Regions from separate parts of the Homo sapiens genome. Here regions 2 and 3 are each linked to region 1. A link is a loop called in an ENCODE intact Hi-C map of the cell type or tissue named here. Cell type or tissue: heart left ventricle. All regions are shown on one strand. Links, peaks and the distances in the headings refer to the core of each region. The heading gives the core; the rest is flanking DNA.

What was found. Peaks named below come from ENCODE experiments on the same cell type or tissue, not always from the same donor. Only the 100,000 strongest peaks of a DNase experiment are listed, where the experiment ranks them.
Region 2: it touches region 1 in a loop (4-fold over the local background); 51 of 110 quality-filtered maps call a loop at or near these places.
Region 3: a loop joins it to region 1, with 6 times the contacts of the local background. A loop is called at or near these places in 53 of 110 quality-filtered maps.

What each region holds. Positions count from the first base shown.
Region 1 is chr7:81,480,230-81,484,662 of GRCh38, reverse strand. No RefSeq gene overlaps it. Among named protein-coding and RNA genes, the nearest start is that of HGF, 290 kb to the left of the region's middle. In heart left ventricle, for the core only: a CTCF peak has its summit at 1,890 (motif pointing left); no DNase peak of the experiment used is centred there; H3K27ac peaks cover 395 bases.
Region 2 is chr7:82,022,384-82,026,816 of GRCh38, reverse strand. The region is part of intron 12 of CACNA2D1 (calcium voltage-gated channel auxiliary subunit alpha2delta 1); the gene reads left to right. CACNA2D1-AS1 (CACNA2D1 antisense RNA 1) reads right to left here. Exons shown (of 4, transcript NR_110077.1): 3 at 2,920-2,974. Among named protein-coding and RNA genes, the nearest start is that of CACNA2D1-AS1, 15 kb to the right of the region's middle. In heart left ventricle, for the core only: no CTCF peak of the experiment used is centred there; no DNase peak of the experiment used is centred there.
Region 3 is chr7:82,015,257-82,019,689 of GRCh38, reverse strand. The region is part of intron 12 of CACNA2D1 (calcium voltage-gated channel auxiliary subunit alpha2delta 1); the gene reads left to right. All of the region lies in intron 1 of CACNA2D1-AS1 (CACNA2D1 antisense RNA 1), which reads right to left. Among named protein-coding and RNA genes, the nearest start is that of CACNA2D1-AS1, 8.3 kb to the right of the region's middle. In heart left ventricle, for the core only: a CTCF peak has its summit at 2,150 (motif pointing right); no DNase peak of the experiment used is centred there.

The DNA of each region.
Region 1 (4,433 bases), core at 608-3,107:
CCATTCGTTTGGCCTTTACAGGTGTTCATTGTAGGAACAGACCTTCACTAATAGTCTAGCCTGTGATTCTGAAAGGGCTGACAACTCCAGGCAGAACTTGCTGTGGTTTCTCTAGTTGGCTGGGCCACTGCCTTTGCTCTGATGGCTGGGCTCTGCTGTCCAGAGAGACCACTGGTTAGGCAGAGACCAATGGTTGGGCTCTGCTATTAGAGGAAGCTACTGGTTGGGCTCCGCTATTAGGAAGAGTTGCCGGCTTGGTACTGTGATGCTCTCTGGTCAGGGTAGTCAGAAGATGTATTCCTTGGCTGGGCAATTTTACTATTTGGAATCTGCACTTGGGCAGGGCTTCAGGCTGGGCTTTGAAAGTTGCTGCTTGTGATGGGCAAGACAAGAGCCTATGCTCCTTAAAAATGTGTGATTAAGGGTTGCCTCCATTAGGTCAGAGCTGTAGGGTGGACTTTTGCCTGAGTCAAGATGCTACTTGACTTCCTGCGTCAAGCAGGTTTAGTTCCTACACTCCTGCAAAATGCACACGGGAGGTTGTTGGGCAGGCTTTTTGGCTGAGCTAAGTTACTTACTCTTTGGACTCCTAGGTTTTACAGGTCTAGCCCTTGTGCCTCTTAGAAATGTATGCATGTGGCTGTCTCCCTGCCTCAGCAGGATTATAAGGCAAGCTTTTTGGATGAGTGGAGCCACTGCTTGACCCAAGATATCTAGCCTGTGTGATTCTCAAAATGCGCAGAGGGGGGCATCTCCCTACCTGGGCAGGGTTGTTAGAGTAGGCTGTGTGCCTGGCCATGGAGGCTAGCCATCTAGGGACTCAAGCAAGGCTGAACTTCCCACTGTGCTTCTGAAAAAGATCAGTTCAGCTTTCTGGGTGGGCTATGAAGTTGGCTGGTAACTCTGATTGGGCACCGCAGCTGGTGTGAACACAGAGGTGCCACACAGATCCATATGCTAGTCACTGTGGCCTCTGCCTTCTTTCTTTGTTTCTACTTGACCCCAGGTGGTCTAGCCATGCCTTTACCCTTTTCTTTCCCTATGAGGTGAGACAGGCGGGATTCCTGGAAAGAAAGCATCTCAAAATGCTAGGGAAGCTGAATGACTGCCTCCAGTTCTCTTTCCCCACTGCAGAAACTATGGGTCCAGGGTAATGCTCTTCAACCAGTGTTGTGCCAACTTCGTGGTGGCGGGGGGGGAGACCATTCTTCTGACCCTTCTCACTCAATTTTCACTTAGGTATGTGTACCACATTGTCTCAGGCTCGTTTCCAATATTGGGCTTTTGAAGAAGATGTTCTGGTCTATGGATAATTGCTAGATAAGCTTACAAGGGGTGGGGGGAGTGTGTGTAGCCTGAGACTTTTTACTCCGCCATATTGCAGCCATCCTGACAATGATAAAAACTCTTAACAGACTAGGTATAGAAGGAAGTTGCCTCAACATAATAAAGGCTATATGTGACAAACCAACAGCTAACATCATACTAAATGGTTAAAAATTGAAAGCTTTTCCTCTACCACCAGAAACAAAACAAAAATGCTTCTTAACACCACTTCTATTCAGCATAGTACTGGAGATCCTAGCTAGAACCATTAGGCAAGAAAAAGAACTAAAATACATTCAAATTAGAAAGGAAGACAACAAAATTGTTTGCAGATGACATAATTCTTCTTGTTTTAACTTGATATAAAAATAATCATGTGATATTTTTCCAATTATTTATTAATTGTATTGAGTGTCATATATTTGAGAAAACATATAAAAATCCATTAATATTTAAAATAAAATGTGTTGGATACTCTGGGGAAACAAGTCACGTTAAATCTTAAACTTTATTCAAGGGAGATTTACAGCTAACATATGCCATCTAGTGGCACTAAAAGAAACTTCACTTACAAATTCATAACATTTCCATTTCTTAGCGTACTATACTTCTGCTTATTCTTATGAATCTTTATATATGCCACCCTAAGGGAGAAATTCTATTGAATTGAAGTCCCATAGTTTTTCATAGATTTCTTACAATGCATATTTTTATGCATACAATGTCATGAGAAAAGTAATAATTTGTCATCAAATCATAATATAATCTATTTGTCTGAATTCCACGCTTCCAACCACCAACATAACTCTTTACAAGATGATCAGACCTGATCCCCTTTTTTCTATTACATGTTAATGTAAATATACACTTAGACTGATGCTCTACATAAATTATCTTGAAAATGTTATATTAAGAAATATCTAAAACTAGTTCAGTTTTTATACGATTCATGTTTCTGTTTTTATAAAGCAGAATGTTAAAAAGCTTTCAAGTTTCATTACATGGAACTTCTTGCCACATCTTTTTTTTTTCAACCTATAAATTGTTCATTGTCAAACATGTATCACACTTTTGAATTAAGGCATTGATCATCCCCATTCTTTGTACCTCACATTGGTGACTGAAAAATGTTGTGCTCTGCTGGCAGAATAGAAGCCTCCAGAAACCTGGTCCTGTGCTCTGACACAAGAACCTAGTGCTAGTGAACATGATGATTCTAGTCCTTCTCTTGCTATAATCAGGTGGCGTCCATCAGTGACTAACTCTACAACTAGAAAATTACCTCTGCATAGAAATAACTAAGGTAGAAGAAGGAGTTACAACACCAAATAAAGCAAGAGGAGAAAGGTATTTCTCAATAAATTGAACTATTCCCACAGTCATTTCTAAAGACTGGTGCTAAAGAAATTGTGTTGGGAGGCCGAGGCAGGCGGATCACGAGGTCAGGAGATTGAGACCATCCTGGCTAACACGGTGAAACCCTGTCTCTACTAAAAATACAAAACATTAGCCGGGCTTGGTGGCAGGCGCCTGTAGTCTCAGCCACTCTGGAGGCTGAGGCAGGGGAAAGGAGAATGGCGTGAACCCGGGAGGCGGAGCTTGCAGTGAGCCAAGATTGTGCCACTGCACTCCAGCCTGGGTAACAGAGCGAGACTCTGTCTCAAAAAAAAAAAAAAAAAAAAAAAAAAAAAAGAAAAAGAAAAAGAAAAGAAAAAAGAAATTGTGAGTTTGTGAATTACTTTTTTGTGTGTGCCTCATATCTCCTTCAGTTCTGCTCTGATCTTATTTCTTGTCTTCTGCTAGCTTTTGCATTTGTTTGCTCTTTCTTCTCTAGTTCTTTTAATTGTGATATTAGGGTGTCGATTTTAGATCTTTCCTGCTTTCTCTTACAGGAATTTAGTGCTATAAATTTCTCTCTACACACTGCTTTACATGTGTCCCAGACATTCTGGTACGTTGTGTCTTTGTTCTCATTGGTTTCAAATAATATCTTTATTTCTGCCTTCATTTTGTTATTTACCCAGTAGTCATTCAGGAGCAGGTTGTTCAGTTTCCATGTAGTTGTGCCGTTTTGAGTGAGTTTCTTAATCCTGAGTTCTAATTTGATTGTACAGTTTGTTGGGCCTTCTGTTCTTTTACATTTGCTTTACTTCTAATTATGTGGTCAATTTTAGAATAAGTGTGATGTGGTGCTGAAAAGAATGTATATTCTGTTGATGTGGGGTGGAGAATTCTGTAGATGTCTGTTAGGTTTGCTTGGTCCAGAGCTGAGTTCAAGTCTTGTATATCCTTGTTAATTTTCTGTCCTGTTGATCTGTCTAATATTGACAATGGGGTGTTAAAGTCTCCCGTTATTATTGTGTGGGAGTCTAAGTCTCTTTGCAGGTCTCTAAGAACTTGCTTTATGAATCTGGGTGCTCCTGTACTGGATGCATATATATATTTAGGACAGTTAGCTCTTCTTGTTAAATTAATCCCTTTACCATTATCTAATGGCTTTCTTTGTCTCTTGATCTTTGTTAGTTTAAAGTCTGTTTTATCAGAGACTAGGATTGCAATCCCTGCTTTTTTTTTTGCTTTCCATTTGCTTAGTAGATCTTCCTCCATCCCTTCATTTTGAGCATAAGTGTGTCCGCACGTGAGATGAGTCTCCTGAATACAGCACACTGATGGGTCTTGACTCTTTATCCAATTTGCCAGTCTGTGTCTTAATTGGGGCATTTAGCCCATTTACATTTAAAGTTAATATTGTTATGTGTGAATTTGATCCTATCATTATGATGTTAGTTGGTTATTTTGCCCATTAATTGATGCAGTTTATTCCTAGCCTTGATGGTCTTCACAATTTGGCATGTTTTTGCAGTGGCTGGTACTGGTTGTTCCTTTCCATGTTTAGTGCTTCCTTCAGGAGATCTTATAAGGCAGGCCTGGTGGGGACAAAATCTCTCAGCATTTGCTTGTCTGTAAAGGATTTTATTTCTCCTTCTCTTATGAAGCTTAGTTTGGCTGGATATGAAATTCTGGGTTGAAAACTCTTTTCTTTAAGATTGTTGAATATTGGCCCCACTCTCTTCTGGCTTGCAGGGTTTCTGCTGAGAGATCTGCTG
Region 2 (4,433 bases), core at 635-3,134, 540 kb before region 1:
TAGAGTGCTTATATACATAAAATAGTGTACATATGTACATTATATATTTTTCACCATCTTCAAATATGGCTTCAAATGTGTGTGGATGAATTGAGGAACATGTTCTAACTTTATTGCCTGCTGTACACACACCCACCCTGTGTGAGCGATCTGCAGCCCACAGATATTAATAACAAAGATAATTGTTTATTGTTATCTAAAGTTGTGCATGCAGTACTAATTCCAGAGCCACAAAATTAATGTTACATAATACGTTTATCAACTCAGCATTTCACTTTCCACAGAAATACTATCTTTCAAATGGCCAATGTGTAAAAATGAAATTCGATAGATTTAGTAAAATATAAATGCTCAGTACTCTTAAAAATTCTATGTTTGAATGCAACTTTTTAAAAAAACTTTTTTTAAATAAGTTCACATGTAACTTTAAAATATCAAAATGACAAACATAAAGGAAGAAAGAAAATACAAAAGAAAAATAAGACAGAAAATAACAAAATGACATTAATAAATTTTGTCTTATCAATAATAATTTTAAATGTAAATGAATTAAACTCCCCAGTCAAAAGACACAGAGTGGCTGAATGGATAAAAAACAAAACCACACTATATGCTGCCTATCAGAAGTTCACTTTAGATTTAAGGACACACATAGGCTAAAAGTGAAGGGATGAAAAAAGTTATTCCATGCAAATGATAACCAAAAGAAAGTATGGATAGCTACATTTATATCAGACAAAACAGGCTTTAAGTAAAAAAAAAAAAAAAACTGACACGAGACAAAGAAGGATGTTATATAATAAAAGCATCAATCCAGCAATAATATATAACAAAGATGTATGCACCCAACATCAGAACATCTAAATATATAAAGCAAACATGGACAGCACTGAAGGGGCAAATAGGCAGCAATACAATAATACTAGAAAGCTTGAATACCTCACTTTCAGTGATGGATAGAACAGCCAGACAGATGATCAATCTGGAAACAGAGGACTTGAACAACACTATAACCAAATAGACTTAAACAGATAGAGAACATTTGACCCAATAGAAATAATACACATTTTTCTCAAGTGCATATGGAACATTCTTCAGGATAGATCATACGTTAGGTCACAACAAATTCTTAACAAATTCAGATTGAAATCATACCCAGTCTCCTTACTGACCACAGTGGAGTGAAACTAGAAATTAGTAGCAGAAATAAATAGTCTCCTTTTGCAGATGACATGATCTAAATATAGAAGACACTAAAGGACTTCAAAAAGCTCATTAGAACAAATAAACAAAATTCAGTAACATTGCAGGAGACAACATCAACATTTGAAAAATCAGTTGTGTTTCTATACTCTAACAACTAACTACCTGAAAGGAAAATGAGGAAAACAATCTCATTTACAATAGACCCAAAAAGAATACTACAGTTAGGAATAAACTTAACAAAGGAGGCGAACTTAACAAAGGAGTTTTATATACTGAAAACTGTAACACTGTGATGAAAGAAATTAAAGAAGACACCAATGGAAAGACATCTCATGTTAATGGATTGGAAGACTTAATATTGTTAAAATTTCCATAGTACCCAAAGTGATCTACAGTTTCACTGCAACCTCCATCAAAATCCCAATGGCATTTTTAATAAAAATAGAAAAAAATTCTAAAATACATATAAAACTACAAAAGACCACAAAATAGCCAAAGAAATCTTGAACAAAACAAGACTAAAGCTGGAGGCATCACACCTCCTAATATCAAAATGTATTACAAAGCTTCTGGTAATCAAAACAGTAGGGCACTAGCATAAAGACAGACATTTAGACCTTTGGAACAGAATAGAGATCCCAGAAATAACTCCATGGATATATGGCCAATTGATCCTCTATAAGGGTGCAAACAATACATAATGGTTTCCCCATTGTGCAACAAATGGTGTTGGAAAACTGAATATTGACATGCAAATAAAGATGAAATTGGATCCTTATCTGACACCATACACAAAGAACAACTCAAAATGGATTAAAATCTAAAATTTAAGACCTAAAATGTTAAAACTCCTGAAAGAGAACAGGGAGAAAGCTTCATGGCATTCATTTATTTTGGTAATGATTTCATGGATACAGCACTAAAAACATAGGTAATAAATCCAAAAATAAGTGAGACTACATCAAGCTAAAACTCTTGTCCACAGAAAAGGAAACAATCAACAGAGCTATAAAGACAACTTTTGGAATTGGGAAAATATTTACAAGCCATATATTTGATAAGGGGTTAGTATACAAAATATGAAAATAACTCCTACAACTCAAGAGCAAAACATCTCTAATAACCCAATTGAAAAATGAGCTAAGTACTTGATGTTTTTGGAGAAAAGACATAGAGGTAGCCAATAGCTACATGAAAAAATGTACATTACTGGTCATCAGGGAAATATAAATCAAAACCAAAATGAGATATCATCTCTTACCTGTCAGGATTGCTGTCATCAAAGAAACAAAAGACAAGTGTTGGGGAGGATGTGGAGAAGGTGGAATCCTTGCACAATGTTGATGAGAAGGCAAAATTGTGCAGCACCCACGGAAAATAATATGGAGGTCCCTCAAAGAATTAAAAATATAACTACCATAGCATCCAGAAAGCCTACTTCTGGATACTTATCCAAAAAAAAAACTGAAGTTAGGATCTTGAAGAGTACTTCTATATTCATTACAGCACTATTCAAAATAGCCTAGATGTGGAAACAACCTTAATGTTCCTTGACAGATGAATAGATAAAGAAAATGTGGTATATACATACAATGCAATGCTACTCAGCATAAATAAAAGGAAATTCTCAATATGTGCAAACCTGGATGAACCTTGAAGACATTGTACCAAGTGAAATAAACCAATCAAAAAATATTGCATGATTCCACTTACATGAGATATCAAAAATGGTCAATTTCATAGATTCGAAGAGTGAAATAGTGGTTGCCTGAAGTGGGGAGAAGGGAGAAATGGGGAGTTACTAATCAGTGGACATAAAGTTTCAGTTAAGCAAGATGAATAAGCTCCAGAGATCTGCTGTAAACATTGTACTTAGAATCAGCCGTAATACATTGTACATTTAAATGTGTGTTAGGATGGTAGATCTCACCATAGGATGGTAGTTCTTACCATAATGTAATAAAATTTAGAAATACAGAAAAATTACAACATCTTGAAAGAAAGTTTGGTGAGCTTAAAAAAAAAAACCTAACTCTTTGTTTTCCCCCAAGCCTCTTGTTTAATACTAATGTGGCTGCAGAATGCTTCATTTACATTCATATTTCATCTAGATGAATCAGAAATCTTTCAGAGCAATCCAGGTAGGCCTGATGAGTTACAATTGGAGAGCTGATGAATGAGGCTGCAGGAGATACACAGCACAATTTAATGAGGCCAAAAGGTTTGAGAATTAGAACAAAATGTTTGAGTTCTTTTGTGAAATGTGCTACTCTTGGGAATTAATCTACCTGATTATAGATAGGTATAGCTTTAAAACAGGATCCATGTTAATCTCCTCACACAGCTGTTCCAAATTAAAATACATTTGCTTTATAATCTTTACCTGCAGCATTGCCATTCCTTAGGGCTCACCCATGTACATGAGACCTCCTTAAAAATAGTGCCAAAACTAAAATGAACTCTATCCCGTAGTCCAAACAAATGAATAAAGGAAAGTAAAACCAGACACAGAGTTGAAAGATAATTTCCAGGGCTAGCAAAATTATTTTATTTTCCATAGAATAGCCAAGGGACTGCTTAGCAATACATACTTAAGATTGCCTAGCCAGTAAGGAAATAGTTCTCTGATTCTTTAATTCTCAGAATTAATTTAAAAAATGAAAAAACATTCAAATTAATAAAAATTTCAAAATAACTAGTAAATTGAATGAGAACAAATGAGAAAAAAGCATATGATATGAAATAACTTTCAAAATAAAGAATGCACATCTAAAGTTATAATCACTTGACAATAAATCCATTTTTGAGAATGCATTATTCTTAACGTACTTATTTTAAAGAATTCACTTTAAAAAATGATTGAGAAAGTCTTTTCTATTTTGCTCTCAGATCCAAACTAGAAATGGTCAATAGTTTGTAAAATCTAAACCAAGTTACAAATATCTGAATATGCAGATGTGTTTTATGTAGTTAGAGTGAACATTGTCAGTTTTTCAACAGATAGTAAGGAAAATAATCCATGGAAAATAATTTATTGCATATCTAATGTCTCTGCTTGGCTTCTTCATGCAAAAGTAAAGCCTTTGGAGGAAATGTTCAAATATATGATAATGAAAGACATTTAACTTGTAGCATTTAATTCTATTTAACACATGGATTGCTTCTAAAAACTTTTGTTTCAGATATTTTGATGCTTTCAACAGCTTCTTAAATTTTTAGCTTTAGAA
Region 3 (4,433 bases), core at 635-3,134, 540 kb before region 1:
CCTATGGCTTTTTAAAATAGGTTGACCCTGTGGCTTTGGAAAACTCTTAATTGAAGACAAGTATTTTAGTTTTCAAACAAAACAAAACAAAAACAGATTAGCAGAAGTCAGAACTGTAGGATAAAGTTACAAATCAGTGGGATATAAGGAACAAATCAGTAATACATTGTAAATAGCCAAAACTGCTCTTACTTAAAAGTCTTCTCAAATCAAGTAGGCCAGAGCTGTAATACCAAATTTAATTATTGGAATTATAATGTTCCTTTCAGAAGAAAAATAGTTTTGAAACAACTAAAAGTAAAATTATGTAAGTTTATAACTATGAAAAAGCCATAGGAATTTAATTTTTTTTGTTTTTTGTTTTTTGTTTTGAGACGGAGTCTCACTCCATCACCAGGCTGAAGTGCAGTGGTGTGATCTCAGTTCACTGCAATCTCCACCTCCCGGGTTCAAGTAATTCTCCTGCCTCAGCTTCCCAAGTACCTGGGATTACAGGTGTGTGCCACCATGCCCAGCTAATTTTTGTATTTTTAGTACAGACGGGGTTTCACCATGTTGGCCAGGATGGTCTTGATCTCCTGACCTCATGATCCACCTGCCTCAGCCTCCCAAAGTGCTGGAATTACAGACATGAGCCACTGCACCTGTCCACGAATTTAATTTTTAAGTTAATTACCCCATCCACCCCACCCCCACCCCACCAAGACAGAATCTCACTCACTGTGTTGCCCAGACAGAGTGCAGTGGTGTGATCTAGGCTCACTGCAACCTCCACCTCCTGGGTTCAAGCGATTCTCCTGCCTCAGCACCCTAGGGTAGCTGGGATTACAGGCGTGAGCCACCATGCTCAGCTAATTTTTGTATTTTTAGTAGAGATGGGGGTCTCACTATGTTGCCCAGGCTGGTCTTGAACTCCTGAGCTCAAGTGATCCACCCACCTCAGCCTCTCAAAGTGCTGGGATTATAAGCATGAGCCACCACACCTGGATTTAAGTTCAATTTTATTAAGTCTGCTCCCCAAATTACTATTGCTTTTACAATTATATAACTATGTGTGAATCCAGAATTATAAGAATTTTTTTTATTTTCAAGGAATAATATAGTACATAAATAAGTGTACTAAGTATATTTTGCCTAAAAAGTTGTTTACCTCCAGTAAGGATGTCTGCTTATTTAATATTAAATAAAAAGATTAAGAATGTATGATGATGTAAGTATAGTGAAACAGCCCAAATTGCAAAATGCAAGACACTAATAGCCCAGTTTTGGTCCTGCTCTTACCACATACTGTAATGAACTTACTGATATGTTGGATAACACCAAAGTCTTCTTACCCTCTGGTAAGAAGTAGAAACCACTCAAGCATCTATTCACTTGTTTTTAACAAACATTTGTTTTCATTTATGAGTAAGACACTACAATAGAAGCTAAATTGTATAATCTTGGAACTTTTAAAGCCCAATCCAACGTTTATTCAATACTAGCTTCCCACAGTATTTCTGTTGAAGACCTGTACTCCAGCATTATGAAAAATATTTGTCAAAGCCATCTGTTACTGTATATGTCTTGTGTGACTCTATGATGAAAATTTCATAGAAGCAAACATTTTGAAAGATGAGCCTACATAAAATCATATATGTTGAGAAACAATTAGCTACTTTTCTAGGAACATTTTACTCACAACAGAAAAGTTTTCATGTGCATTTGTTATATGAACCTAGTGTTGTGATTATAAATATACTACTAGGCATGAGTAAAGGAATTTTTTCTCCACAAAAGTCGCCTTAGCCTGGATGTAGACCTCCTCTAATGTAAGTGATTTGCTTGAGTGAGAGTTAAGATGAAATATTTAGCTTGTGTGACTACTAGTTAAGCATTTTGAGTTATTTTTGTATGTCATTTTGTTTTTATGTAAGATCATGCAAATGTGCTTAAAAGAACTGTACAAATACACATCTTTGAGAAGGTAATTTACCTTAAGTTTTAAATTGTACATATTTCAAGGAATCACTTTATTTTTCTATAACTCCAAAATTAAGGTTAAACAAGAACTGTAAGTTTAAAGAAGTAAAAAAAAAACATCTGAAGAAGCAGGGTATCAATCATCTCTGTGGACTTTAGCATCTGGAATTTAGTTCATTGACTATTCCACATGGTGGCAGTAGCATAGTATGGAATAGGAGGAATGAAACCATTTACAATTCCAAGTGGAAAGTTGTGTACACAAAAGTTCTTTTAAATTTAACCAATACATTATTTATATGCACTATACAATATGTAATGTGAAAGTTTATGAAATCAGTGAAGTTAAAATTCTTATGTAATTAGCTAAAATGTACAAAGAAAAAACAAGTTCAACAATGGTATGGCGCTAGGGAATGAAATTTTTTTATATTGATTTTTTACTGTCAAAGAATGTGTGTAAGGCACTACAATAGATCCTAAGTTTTGAATGACTTATATTAAACTTCTTCTCAACTGAATATATATTTATAAGATCATTATAGAAAGCTCTAAGATAATCTATATAATCCATAAAATCATTAAATACCTATGTGCATATGTGTTTGTATGTGTGTGTATATATACATACATATACGTAAAACCAAGATAAAATAATCTTGGGTATATTAGATTGCGTAAATATTGTAATGGTAAAGCAGTTGTATAAATTATAAAGAAGGTTGCATTTGCAATTAGGATTTTAGTAAACACTTGGAATAAAATTTCAGGAAAATAATGTCTTTAAAAATCTCTACAACAAGGCAAATGAAAATTGAGAAAAGGGGTACAAATTATACATTGATGACATGGGAATGATTCAGTTAGTTAATGCAGCTTACATTTAAGTAGCCAAGAACCTATGCAAGAAAAAGAACAAAGAGGTTTACAAAAGAGTTTGGCGTGTTTCAAAAATTATAATTAAAGCTGACAGAATGTGCACTACCCCAGCCCTGATCCCAAATACCTTAATTTTGACAACCTCTGAGGGGTCCATGTAAGCAAACACGTAGAAGTTAAGTGAAACTTTTATAGCAAAATAAATAAAGCAACAAGCTTTTTTTTTGGGGGGGGGGGGCGGGCGGCTAGTGTTTATTTGGACTATTTGAATGATAACATCAGTCAAATAATCATATGTGTGGATCTGAGTGTAGCCTCGATGTTATTAGAAGTGCTTGCCTTTCTGAGACATAGATATAAGATTCATATAGTCTTACTTGTTTATTTTTTTACTGAAAAGTATTTTATGAAAAATGTTTTACTAGATGATTGTTGTGGTAACAGGAACTTCTAGGCAAAGCCATGCTTCCGTTGAAAATTTGAGGTATGGGTTCAAATGTTAGTTATGAGAGAGATCCCCCAGTGCTTCCTGGAGCATCTGGACTTTTTCCCTGACTTGAATTCATTTGATGATTGTTTAGGGTATGGCATTTAAATTGAATTATCAGTTAGGGTGGTCAACCTGCTTATAAAAATATTTCCATTTAGAAGCTCAACTCTGTAAGCAGTAACCCTACATTGAAATTTATAGACAGACCCAAAAATGACCTAACTGATGAATTAAAGAAAATGAAACCATTGCATTTTGATTGGGAATTCCTGGAGAGAAAGATAGATTGAGAGAGAGAAAAAAACCAACTTCTGTCATTCACTTAGAAACAATTATTTATTCTTACAGTTTGAAGTATTTAAAGCTTGGATTATGTTCACCATGTGGCCTCTTACGTAACCAGCTAAGGCAAACCTGGATGATGTAAGAGTGGCTCACCTAAAACCTTACAAATGAAATAGCAACATCCCTGATGTACGTTTTGGGGGCAGGGATTGTTATAATGTGATCTGTGTGGCCAAGACCAGTGAAAGAACAGAGAACAGATGTGAAATCTCTTTTGAGATTTGTACTCTGAAATCATGTGCAACAGTTAAAAGATACAAAACAATTAGAAAATGTCCATTCAAATAGTCAGTCAACATGAATTAGGGAAAAGCTCTTAACATAGTTCAAACTGGAATTTGAACTCATGGAAAAGTGATTTTCTGCATGTCTATTTTTAGAAATAGCTAAAATGTTGAGCTGAGAGTATGGGTTTACTTAGATTACTAAATTAGTAAAAATCAATATATATGTAAAAATAATTTTATTAAGTATAGGTTGACCTCATGGAATTTACCTTTTATACTTTCACACTATTATTTAAATTCAATGTCTTTCAATAAATAAATTATAAAAACTCTCTATTGATTTTAAAATATTTGCATACTTTATAGCATGTTAGGAACAGTCAATATTTTGATTATATTTAAAAATCCTAGGAGCTTAGAATATCTATTTATATGTGTCAGCCAACTTTTATAGAAAATAAGTAATATACTAACAACATAATTATATGTGTGCATCCCAAATATTTCCATGGTGAAAACCATCACAAAGT